Linked DNA regions of Homo sapiens: regions 2 and 3 are each linked to region 1. The links are chromatin loops, found by intact Hi-C in ENCODE. Cell type or tissue: GM12878. All regions are shown on one strand. Each heading gives the region's core, and the rest is flanking DNA. Links, peaks and the distances in the headings are about the cores only.

Region 1 (4,303 bases), core at 166-4,165:
CCCAGAACCATACCAAAGGCAAGGCAGTGGGAATGGCCCATGCCATGGAGGAAATAAGAAGGTGCATTTTCTGTAGAAATTTTTAAAACTGTAACAAAACCAACTAAAGATCAGTGTGCTTTTTATTATCATCATAGGACTGCAGTGCAATGCAGTTTATAAGAGCCTGTTACATATCATGCTAGAGAACTTCCCCAGCAGTAAACAACCAAATTAGCTGGGATCCATGAATTAATTCATTCATTTATTAAATACCTCTTTTGAACAAGACATGGTGCTATGCACTGCAGATAAAGGAAGGAACAGCACTGGCACTGTCCCGACCCTCATGGCATTTATACTTGGAGCACAGGAGCAGGAATTCTACAAGTGTGCAAGTTGGCATGATATGCATTTTTCCTCCTTGAGGAGGTGCCATTTGAGTTAGACCTGAGTGATAAGGAAGAGGCAGCTGTGCAAAGATCTAGAAGAAGAGCATTCCAGGCAGAGTGACCATCAATGCAAAAGCTTTGAAGCAAGGACAAGGTTAATGTGCCTGAATATTGTGAATGCAGTTGTGAGTGGAGAGAGAGGGGGTCAATGAGAGAAGCAGGGATCAGGCACTATGCGATATCTTTCAGGCCATCCATTGTAAGGAATCAGAATTTTCATCTGGTTGGGAAGGGAAAGCACTGAAGAGCTTGAAGCAGGCAAGTGATATAATATGACTTGTTATTTACAAAGACCTCTCTGGCCTCTGTGTGGAGACAGAGAGGCAAGACGGGGAGCAGGACATCAGTGTTGGGGCTGTTGCATTGGTCCAGACAAGGGACGGTTGATATGCCTTGAATGAGAATCTTAACAGTGGTTATGACGAAAATAGCCAAATTCAGAAATTGACAGGACAAGACTTACTGATCGATTGGACATCAGCGGCGAGTGAAAGAGAGGACACATAAACAACTCCCGGTTAAAATTTTGGATTGGACAATTGAGTGGATGGTGAGCATCACTTACTGAGACATTTTTTTCTTAGTATATGTTCCATTAAACTGAAAAAAATTAAAGTTAATCCCCCTTTCTTAACTTCCTTCTACACTGGCAAATAATAATAATAATAATAATAATAATAATAATAATAATAATGAGAGACATATTTTTCAGTTAAATGACATTATCAAATTAGACTACTAGAAAATACCATAGATCAAATCATCTGGGAATTACCACCCCAGAGCATCCAGGACTGAACTCAGACAGGCAATTTGATTGGCTCACAATGATATCATAATTCTATTTCAGGGCAGAACTGGAGGTCTGCCTGTTGATGCCCAGAGCCTGAGGTCTGGCCACCCACGGGTCCCTAAGCCCTCATCTAGATTCATGCTGTGCTGAGACCATTCTGTGAGTTGATAAAAGGCTGTAGGGTGGCTGGGCCTTAGGGTAGAGGGTTGTGTAATGCAGTGCATAATGGCAGTGGAGGTAAGATTAGAAACCAGAAAATATATGTCAATGTGGTCCGACCCCTTTCTGGGTTCACATCAAAATCCCCGTTTGCTTTCCAGAAAGTAGTGGTACAAACCATTATTCCTGTTCATGAGCTCCTTGGGACAGTTCTTCTAGGACACAATTCTCCCTTGCACTAGAAACTATTTTAAAAGTAAACAACACCAGACACCACTACTTAAAGAAAGTCTGGCTCTAACATCCTTCTCAGAAACATTTTGTTGTTGTTGCACAAAAAGTGGCCTCATTACAAAGAGCTTTATTCACAGATCTACAAAGAAGGTAGAGACCATAGGGTCACACACCCAGGAGACAGAATTAAACAGTGTCTTTCCAGAAAGGCAGCAATGAATTCCAAAACAGATTTCAGCTATGAAGATAGATTTTTGCCTATTGCCTGCAATAGGAATAGGAAAACCCTCATGTGTCTAGCGTAATAATATAAGACTTTCAAAGGGCATGGTATTTATTCAAACCACACCATCAGTACAATCTGCAACTCAAATTGCAATGTCAATTTTCCCTTATTGTGCATGTTTCCAGTGCAGTGCCTGGAGCTGAAGAGTGGTGGGGCTGTAAGTCAACCTCTTCGGCTTTGGCCAACTCCTTTGGGTGTTTTGAAGGCATCTCCACCACTTGGCTCATAGCATGTGTCTGATTAAGCCATTGTAATAGGATAATGGACAATCTCATATTGTGGAATCATAATATGGCATTGTAAGATGGACCCAGAGAATCATATCAACGCAATTCTCAAGGGTGGAGTACACACACACACACACACACACACACACACACACACATATATATATATGCACACACACACACACACATATATATGTACACAGTATCTAGACTACAGCAGGCTAATAATTTAGTGGGCAGTATCGCATAGTGGTTAAAGGCTTGGACTCGAGACAGACTGCCTGAGTTCACGTCCCATTTCTCTCATTTACCAGCTCTAATGTGAAACCTTGGCAAGTGTTAAACGGCGTGACAAAAGTAGAACGTATTTCATGGGATTGTTGAAATGATGAAATGAATTAATACACATAAATGACATAGTACAGCACCTGGCAAATAGTAGGGACTATTTGGTATTATTATGATTACACTGCACACTTTTAATCTAAGGCCACACTTCATGTGTGTCCCCTTCATGACTTCATGTGCTGTCAGAAATCATCCTAGAGAAAAGGATGTGAGAAACTAACATGCAATGAGCCTCTACTCAATACCAGGAACTATTCCAGAGAATGTACATGTGCACTATCTCTAAGTCTGAGTCATTTCCCCAACTGCAGTAGCCCATGACTCAAGTGGGGAGAAGTGTGGTATGATCCAGGTACTTAGTATAGCCTTGCCTAGATTTAAAACCTGACTCCACCACTTACTAGCTGTGTGACCTTGGACGAGTTATTTCACCCTCTAAACCATCATTTCCATATCTGTAAAACAGGTATAACATCTAACATTCATGGTGCTTCTGAAGATCTAACAAGCTGACATATGTCTATGACAGTGGCTGGCACAGTGTGGGTTCTCAGAAGCAATGTTGCTCCTCTAGTTACTTCTTAGCTTTTACCTCCAAGGGAACTGGTAGCCTTCCCTGGAAGAACCCAAGGCCAATAGGCATTTTACTATTTAAACATAATTTATTCTTTCATGGAAAAAACATTTTAAATCATTACATGTATAGTGAAAGAAAAAGTAAATTATGTAAACATCTGGAAAGAGTCTTAAATTTCCAATAGACATATGTTTTCTTACTTAGCATATATTCACCGTTCAGCCCCATGTATTTGTCAATACAGAATTTCCTTTAATTCCCCCGTAACTTAGTTGTTTTAACCAAAGAGTAAGAGTTAATTGGAGCAAAGAGAAAGATGAGATGATGATCAGCAGTTCTGAGATGACAGGGATTGATGGCTTTCTCAGTAATCTGTGGGGGCTCACCCTGACTACTCATTCTGAAATGAATCTGTAGCTTTCTCGACCAAATCTTACAACTTTGAGGGATAGGCATTTTATAATTTTTTTAATCTTTTTTTTGAGACTGAGTCTTGCTCTGTCACCCAGGCTGGAATGCAGTGGCACAATCTTGGCTCACTGTAACCTCCGCCTCCCGGGTTAAAGCAATTCTCCAGCTTCAACCTCCCGAGTAGCTGGGATTACAGGCACATGCCACCAAGCCCGGCTAATTTTTGTATTGTTTTAGTAGAGATGGGGTTTCACCTTGTTGGCCAGGCTGGTCTTGAACTCCTGACCTTGTGATCCACCTGCCTCGGCCTCCCAAAGTGCTGGTATTACAGGCATGAGCCACTGTGCCCGGCCGGCATTTTACAATTCTAAAGATAGGAGGGCTGTGAAATGGCCCTCAAGGAGCTAGGCTATAAGGTGTCATTATGTTTGGTATCACTGTCCTTTCCTTTTGGTTCCAAGGCAGTGATGGGGATGTACATTACACCATATCTAAAATTAAAGATACCAGATCTAAACACATGCCTCTACCTACTGAAGCCTGGCGCTAGACCAGTGACTGACCACAGCATACAAGGTCAGCTGGTATTGTTGAATTATATAAATTTGGGTTGGATTGGGTGGCAGAAGGTGCCAGAGCCCAAGCAGACTGATATGAGGCAGAGCTTACCCAGGACTACCATTGGCGTGGCCAGGTACTTGACAAGGCAAGTGGGCATTGGGGCCAGGAGGGAGAAGCCAGCAGGGACAAGGCGTGGGCTTGCAGAGGTACAAAGCCCAGTGCTCCTTACTGGAAGAGGATGCTTGTTCAGTCTTTTAAATGCAATACACCCTTCTT
Region 2 (4,303 bases), core at 72-4,071, 50 kb before region 1:
TACTGGTGAAAATCAATGTTAATAATTGAGTATATGATATCTGTATATATGTATATAAATGTATGCACATGTGTATCTTGCTTTTATTTGATGTTATAAGTATTTCTCAATAAGTTATCTCATAAGTATTTCTCAATAAGTTATCTCAATATCATCAATAAATACGTTTTATCATCAATAAATAGAATCTTCCTAAGTAGAAGTTTGATTCTGTTTTTGGTTGTCATGTTTCTTTTAACACCCACAGTTATTTGGTGGCACTAAGAATAAATCACTAAACTTTTTATTCTAAATCCCAAATTATGAGAATCGTAGATGGCCTCATCCTATCTCTAAAACCCACCCAATCCCCAAAGCTCCTGAGGGTTAGAGTCAAAAATAGAAAGAATTAGGGTTCCAGAGACGGCAAGAATTAAACATATCACTTTTTTTTTTTTTGACTTAGAAATTCAGTGGTTTGTTCTTTAGGGACAGAAAACATCCATGGTATCAAAAGAGCCACAACAAAATGTCCTACTTCCCACTTTAATAGCTGCACCCCATAATTTTCTCAGCCATTGCCCATTGTTGGACATTAAACTTGTTTCCCACTTTTGGCTCGCATAAGTAACAATGCGATGAATTTTACTGGGTATGGATCTTTCACTGATTTCCATATGTTATCCTTAGGCTATATTCCTAGAAGAATTACTAGATGAAAAGGTAAAACTGTAAGGCTCTTGATTCCTATGTTAAGCTATAATTTATAGTCTTGCAGCCAACACAATCTTCAAAAAAATGTAACCTTTTATCATCTTAAAGTGGGCCATTCAACTTCCTCCTCACCAGATCCAGTAACTTCAGTTTCTTTAAACTTTTAACTTCTCCCCAAGGAGAGATGGGATTCCAGGATCTCAAGGAATTACAATCAATCCTGGATGGAGAAGCCTGCATATGACAAGACTCCACAAATAGGATGGAAGAGCATTTGGAGTCCATTTTCCCAGGAAATCACAGGCTGCCTGGACATGCTGTTCTCAAATGTATATTCTTCCCAGCTCTTGAAGGACCACTATCCCTGCTTCCACCATAGAAAAGGGAAAACAGATGCAACGACCATATTGATAAAACCCCAAGCCAGCATGATTGTTCTGGCAAACACAAATGTAGATACAAAGGCAATGGGGCTTAATATATTTTAAATCAAGGCCATCCCAACTGATATGTATTTAGTCTATTTGTAGACATTTCAACAAATAGGCACGAAGAGTCTGATAGTGCCAGGCACTGTGGTGATGCTGGGTGTGCAATAGCCAACCGCATAGGCACAGCCTCTATCCATGCGGAGTTTAGTTTCTGTGGGTAAGTGAGTATGTACAAGAAGTGCCATGATGCAGTCAGAGGGGGAAGCCTTCCTGCCCAGCTGGAAAGCCTGTGGACGACACAATGCAATCTGACCTTTCCATCATCAGCCCAACCAGCCCCACTCCCATGCCCTCCCACACCTTCAGAAGAGAAATCTTTGTTCATTTCTTTTACTTCTCTGCACATCACATGCTATTGAGAAGCACTGAGACAGAGCACAATCAAAGAGGCAAAGCACTGGATTTCACTGAGACACCAAATCTGAAAACAGGAGAGGAGACAGCCCTTGCTGACCCCTTTCAGCCCCCACATTCAATGTGTCCACAAAGGTAGACAGTAAACAGGAAAACTCACCACCACCCTCACTGTGACCTACTATCTTGGAGGCCAGACTGGCAAATCTCCTATGCAAATAAAGCCTCTTTGCTGGATGTCTAAGGCAGGTTTTATTTGCAGAGCAACTGACCAAATCCTGGGGCTCTGATGAGAGCCCAGACCTTCCCGGACCTCTCCGCAGGACCCTGGGTCGTCCTGAGCGTGTCTGCTCATAGTGCTAGTCTGTCCAGGGGTGTTTGTCATCTGCTTCATTGTATGTCTGTTTGTCTGTTTGTCTTCTCTCCAAATCTTTAGCAATTCAACAATAAACACCAGAAACCTAACTCTACTCAAAACATTCACAAAGGCGCTGCAACCATGCTTAATGGCATTGAAGCGAAGGAAGTGGGGCTGGGGGAAACAGGGTGTTGGTGGGTGTTCCCAGTTCCTATGGTCACAGCCTTAGCCACAGCCTTGAAACACACAGTATCGGGTTCTCAGCTAGCCCCCTTGGCGGGGAGAGCTGGGAGTTTCTGACCTCCTTTGGGGTTAAGGCTGCTGGTCTCAGTCTGTGCGTAAGCGAGTGGTCACAGTCCTTAATTGCAAAGGGGAAGTGGTCAGAAAACACACTCTGTCCTGGCAAGATTGATAACTTGTAAGATACTTTGGAAGAATGCCAGAAAGTAACACTGAGGTTGTCTATGAAACTAAATATACATACATCACTTACAAGTTTGCTTATAATTTCCAACATGTTCTGAAAAGAAAAAGAAAGGAAGCAGAGGGAAAGGAATTAGAGGTAGAGTTCACAACAAAGCCAATAGAATTCTCTGCCATTTCCTTTTTTGAGTGAAGAGATCACTTTAAAATAATAACATCTAACAAATCCAACAATTACTATGTTCAGGGTCCTAGTCAATGCATTTTACATGTATTGACTAATTAATTAATCATAATAGTTTTAGACACCAGTCCTTTATTTAAAATAAATAAATACTCCCATTTTATGGATAATGAAACTGAAGTCCAGAAAGTTAAGTCATATATAGGATCCCTAAGATCTAGTAAGTACTGGAGCCAGGATTTGTTCCCAGGCAAATGACTCGAGGTTAACACTAAACAATTACACCCTGCTAAAAGGGCTGAATAATTTCTATCAAATTCAAAATGAATTATCCCATGGCAAAGGGACATAGGATTTGGATCATGCTGCTAATGAAGTTGTTGTTACCAAGATCAAGACACAAGGATCAAGAGCAGTTTTAAACTGGACACTGAGGCTCAGTGAGGCCCATAAGCTGGGAAGTATATTGCTTTGGCGCTACCTTCACATTTCTTATGAAGAAAGCAATCTAGAGAAAGTCAGTAAACTTTGACCATATGAAGTTTCCAGTTTGATCTCGAATGTTGTTTCTGTTTGGGGCCACCATGCTATCTGAGCTGTCATTTTGTTACCTGACTGAAGGTAAAGGAGTTATTGCCAGGGCATGCTGTAATATTCCTCCTGGAGTTCAAAGTAGTTAAGTCTAGAAATAAAATAAAACCTTATAAGCTAGTAGACAGTGAAATTGAGACCACAAAGCACACTTGGTGATCATATGCCCACACTTTGTCTTCCAGGAAAAACATGAGAAAGAGTGATTCTGTCTTTATGAGCTGGCTCTGCTTGAAATGAAAGTGAAGGGTGAGGCTCCCAGTCTCCACTTTTCATCTCTGAAGGCTGGTGAACTTTCTGGAGACTGCCTGGAAGCCTGCATTGGGGTGACCTACATACTGCGTTAAGTCCAACAACAGTTTATGGAGTATCCACTGTATGAAGAAGGCCATGCTAAATACTGTGCAGGACACAAAAATTGAAAAGACAAAGGCTGAGCCTTCCAAGAGCCCATCGGGCTAAGAGTCATAACTGTCTGCATTGGAAGTCTGGCTGGGAAACAAGTCCTGAGACTTTGAGTTAGAGGGGAAATAAATGAAGAGATGGGAGAAATGTCTGGGGATTGTGAGGTTTGAACGGGACTGTGCAAGTGAGTAGAATGTCTTTAGGTGAAAAAGGGAAAAGGAAGAAGTTTAAGTTGAAGAAAATACCTAGAGCCAGAGGCGAGGTGTGAGAAATACATGGTGAATCTTGGACTAACAGGGGTAGGCCAGCACTACTGTGAGCCCAGAATGGGTCTGAGTGTGTGCATGCCTCCCCTTTTGCACATGTGGGGAGAAAAGGTGTGTATATTCTAGCAAAGACTGAAAACGAAGGCCTAGCCAATGCTGTGTAAGGTCTCAAATGCTGGATAAAGGACTAACAACTTTATTCTGCATGTCAAGGAGGTGGATGGGCATCCAAGTCTTTGAGCATTGAATGACATGATCAGGGATATAATTTAAGGAGACTTTAAATGCCTTAAAAAGTGCACCCTAGTCATAGGTCATAGTGACCCTAATCATCAGATCCAGAGGCTGACCTGAACAATAGCATCCCTGAAGTCTGTTTCTGGTGCTGACCCAGTGTGGGTCTTCAGATCGTAGGACAAATGTACAGGGTCAATCCCTGGGGAATAATAATATAACTGATATTTCACCAACAATGTAACATGGTAGACAACCGGTTACCGTGCGACATTGAAAATGTATAGGAACCACGCACCCCACA
Region 3 (4,303 bases), core at 72-4,071, 160 kb after region 1:
CAGCTACCAAACTGAAGGGCACAACTCTAGACCCTAGCCTGGCTTCTTTTCTTTTACACTGCGGAGCTGAAAGCCTCTGTTCAAATAAGAAGGTAATGTATTGCTATTGCTGCTGTAACAAATTCCACAAACTTAGTGCCTTACCATACACATTTTATTATCATACAGTTCTGGAGTTCCGTCTGACATAGGTCTCACTGGGCTAAAATAAAAGTCTCATCAGGATTATCTTTCCTTCTGGAGGCTCTGAGGAAGAATCTATGTCCTGCCTTTTCCAGCTTCTAGAAGCTACCTGTACTCATTGGCCCTTGACCCCCTTCCTCCCTCTTCAAAGCCGGCAAGGATGCATCTCAGACGCTCCCTCTGATCGTGTTGTCCTCTGACCATAGCTGGGAAATGTTTCTCAGTTTAAGGAGATTAGATTGGATCCACCTGAATAATCCATGATAATCTCCCCATCTCAAGATCCCTCCTTTTATCCCATCAGCAAAGTCCCTTTTGCCATGTAAAGTAACACATTCGCAGTTTCCAGGGATAGGGACCTGGACATATTTGGGAGATCATGAGTATGCCTACTACAAGTTTGGTTTTGTTTTCATTACAAAGACAAAAGAATAAATATTTGAACTTGAGGACTTGGAGAATCTATCAGGTTACACTGGAAAAACATTGATTGCCTTTTTCCCTCAAGTTCATTCAGAAAGAACAAAAACTTCTTCCCTTGGATAAGAAAGACACAATCACTTTCATGAAGTTCCACCCATATCCCAGGATACGAATTTTTTCCTCCCACATGACACTGACTCTTCATTAAAAATATTTTAATGTCTTCTAGATGCCAGACATATACCAATCCTAAAAAATAACCACAGCCAAATAGCAAGAGGAAGATTATGGCATAAGGCGATGGTTCTTTTCAAAGGTAAGAGGGTTTTTAAAAAATTACTATTGTTTTATTTTGAAATATTTTTTCATGTTGGATGCACACTAAGAGCATGACATCTTTCCCCAGAAATGTTACTAATGAGAAGAAATAACCTAGGAAGAACCCAAATAAGCAATAGCAATTTTTAAAACCTTTTATTTGTCAGAAAAATATCAGAGTCATTAACACATGGAGCCAGAGATCAAAATAGAAACATAAGGCCAATACATTTGAGACTTTCTTAAGGACATAATTTTTAAAGACTTAAAGATTGTGAAGTAAGTATGTTTATTTACATATATCAATGCATCTTTTGATGCTAGCTTATTACTTGCAAGTGTCATGCCAATAATGCATATTGTCTGTCACCTGGCTTATGGCTTTAGCCCCTTTTGGAGGATAATCATAAAACCAAAAACTGTTGGGGCAGGAAGGAACCGCAGACAATGCAGTCCAGTCCACTCATTGTGCAGATTCAAAAATAGGCCATTGGGGAGGCCAAGTGACTTGCTCAAAGTCTTACAAGTAACTAGTGGCTCAGCCAAAGCCAGACCCTAGACTACAAACTGTCAGAACAATGCTTTTGACCTGTTGGGAAGGGGTGAAATTCTCCCTAGCCACTCATTCATTCATCCATCCATCCATCCATTCAACCAGCATTTGCTGAGTGCCCACCACATGCAAACGCTGTTCCAGGGCTGGAGATGCAGAAGAGAACAAAACTGGGGGCCTTCTGCCCTTGGGGGTGAAGAGATAACAAATATATACTTATGCCAGGTGGTGAAAGGGCTAAGAAGGAACATAAAGCAACATAAGGGGCTCACTAGTGATGGAAGGTTGCTGCTGTTCACAGGTGGTCAGGGAATACCATATGGATAAGGTGACATTTGAGTAGAGAGTAAATTTGGAGTAAAATTTAGAGTATGTTTAGAATAGAAGCGAATTCTAAACAGCATGGATATCATGAAATGTTAATAGAAAATTCCAAAAACGATAGTGAGGATGTATATGAAGGGGAGGCCAGTGGGAATCAGTGAAATAAGGAAGCAGGTGGCTTAAACAGAGAAGGGACGCTGGTGGTGGCAGTCTGCAGTCTGCTCACCTGAGCCTCCATGCACCTAAGCAGGTGTGACCTCAGAGGAACCCCCTGGAACTCACCTCTGCTGTCTGCCTGGCACAGGTCCAGGTGGCGCCTATGAAGACAGGCCCCATGACCACAGGGGAGCAGTTCTGGCCTGAATCTGAGGAGGGAACCTGGGCAGAAAAGGATTTCCTTTTCAGTAACCAAAGAACTAAGAAAACCCTCCCGATTCCGAGTGGGGATGGAGGTGGATGAGCCAGCAAGAAAGGACCTCAAAGGTCAGGCCAGATTAGAAGCCAGGCTATTTGAAACAAGGAAGGGAAGCGACTGAGAAACAGTTCAAATCGTCAAGCTAATTGTGCCCAAGGAAGCTTTTCACAAAGTGTAATTCAGGCTTTTTTAAACCATAGACTGTGTTGCTGTACCACCTTGAGGCTCCAAGTAACACTGCAGCTTTAAGAAAGCAGAGTTGGTCATCAATGCCGCTGGACTTCTGTGGTCTCTGCCCAAAGCCTCCTTCTCACTGTGATAAAATTCTATGTACCCCTGGATTGGTGGCAAGCACCGCCCTGTAGTGAACCCCACGGGAGAGACTGCAGGGCTGTTTTCGGGACAGTAGCGAACTCAATGGCTGCCACTCAGCCCTGTGACGCTAAGACCAGCCCAGCCTGGCTGAGAGGTGCATAGGCACCACTGTCTAGGGCAAACTGCCAAGATGGCCATCTTAGCCTACCCCGAGCTCCAGCACCTCAGATCCTGTCCCTTCACGCTCAATCACAAGGCAGCTTCTGAGGCCATCAGACGTCCCTACTCATGGCTGAGGACCACAGTGGCCATTCAGCAGCTTTGCCTTCCTCTGCATACCCTGGCCAATGGTGTCCTTCCCTGTGCCGGTATTTGCTCCTGCTAGAAACTCTGGCTTAAAGCCCCCTCCTCCATCTCTTCCCTCATCCCACCCCTGCACTCTCCTCCTCCAATCCAGTCCCTTGGCAGGACAGCAGGCACTTCCTAGTTACAGACTCGGGGTTGGGATTTGGATAGCCAAGCCTCTGTGTCAGGAGACGGGGCGGGGGTCCAGACGTGGGAATAGGGACTGGTGTAGTGGGGTGCAAGACCGAGGCAGAGATAAGACAGGCAACTGCAGCAGCTTCTCTCTGCCTTCCTCGGTGGAGAGCAGTCTTCCCCTCACCCTAACCCACCCCAATTTTAAGAGGCGAAAAAGAAAACCCAAGTAATGTGTGCTTTTCAGGAGGCATTTCGGGACACAGAAAAGTTTTCTGGCTTTTTTTTTTTTTTTTTCTTTTTAATAAACTACTTTCATTTGTGCCTAAACATATTAACCTGCATACTATTTCTTTTTTTTTTTTTTTTTTTTTGAAACAGAGTCTTGCTCTGTTGCTCAGGCTGGAGTGCAGTGGCAGGATCTCGGCTCACTGCAACCTCTGCCTCCTAGGTTCAAGTGATTCTCTTGCCTCTCAGCCTCCCGAGTAGCTGGAACTACAGGCATGCGCCACCAAGCCCAGATAGTTTTTGTATTTTTTTTTAGTAGAGACGAGGTTTTGCCATGTTGACCAGGCTGGTCTTGAACTCCTGGCCTAAAGTGATCCACCCACCTCGGCCTCCCAAAGTGCTGGGATTATAGGTGAACCACCACACCTAGCCTAAACATTATTTCTCTTCGAAGTTTTCTCTCTTGTTTTTGCAAAAATTCCAGAAGCCACCTTGTTAATACACCCACAACCTCTTTGATCAAATCTTGTTGAATAATATATTTGAAATTAATTTTCCACCATGAAATACAATATACATTTAAAATAGTATATAGAGGATGTGTGCAATCTGAAGAAAGATCATAAATTAAAAATCCAGGGGCATAGAATTCATAAACAGAATATTACTAGTACCTTAGAAGCCTGTGTCACATCCTCCTCTCTTCCCCCACCTTTAAAGGTCACTGTCACTATCAGGAAATCACTATCCTGAATTTTATATACAATTTATTTCTACCCTTTTACCATAGAATTTTAGCTTGTTTTTTGAATAGTCCAGAAAAATAGACAAATACATGTATAGCCCTCCCTAAGAAATTTAATATGTATTCTGTTTTTGCTTGGAAATTGTTAGGTTTTTTTGAATCTGTGGATTATCATCTTTCATTTCCAGAAATTTTCCAGCCATCGTCTTTTCAAATATTAATTCTGCCCCGATTCCCTCCTTCTTCTCCTTCTATACTTTTTAGGCATGAGTTAAATCTCCTTTCCCTCAAGGTCACTTAAACTTTTTCCATATATCGCATT

What was found. A loop is a pair of places that touch in the nucleus more often than their neighbours do. Peaks named below come from ENCODE experiments on the same cell type or tissue, not always from the same donor. Only the 100,000 strongest peaks of a DNase experiment are listed, where the experiment ranks them.
Region 2: a loop joins it to region 1, with 5 times the contacts of the local background. A loop is called at or near these places in 4 of 110 quality-filtered maps.
Region 3: it touches region 1 in a loop (3-fold over the local background); 6 of 110 quality-filtered maps call a loop at or near these places.

The regions. Positions count from the first base shown.
Region 1 is chr13:42,496,467-42,500,769 of GRCh38, reverse strand. No RefSeq gene overlaps it. Among named protein-coding and RNA genes, the nearest start is that of LINC02341, 74 kb to the right of the region's middle. In GM12878, for the core only: a CTCF peak has its summit at 2,043; DNase peaks (open chromatin) are centred at 2,779 and 3,404; H3K27ac peaks cover 2,562 bases.
Region 2 is chr13:42,546,810-42,551,112 of GRCh38, reverse strand. No RefSeq gene overlaps it. Among named protein-coding and RNA genes, the nearest start is that of TNFSF11, 25 kb to the left of the region's middle. RefSeq lists an enhancer at 1,713-1,762. In GM12878, for the core only: no CTCF peak of the experiment used is centred there; DNase peaks (open chromatin) are centred at 1,702 and 2,212; H3K4me3 peaks cover 1,078 bases; H3K27ac peaks cover 2,283 bases.
Region 3 is chr13:42,332,382-42,336,684 of GRCh38, reverse strand. No RefSeq gene overlaps it. Among named protein-coding and RNA genes, the nearest start is that of AKAP11, 62 kb to the right of the region's middle. RefSeq lists an enhancer at 2,345-2,414. In GM12878, for the core only: a CTCF peak has its summit at 2,433; a DNase peak (open chromatin) is centred at 2,214; H3K27ac peaks cover 727 bases.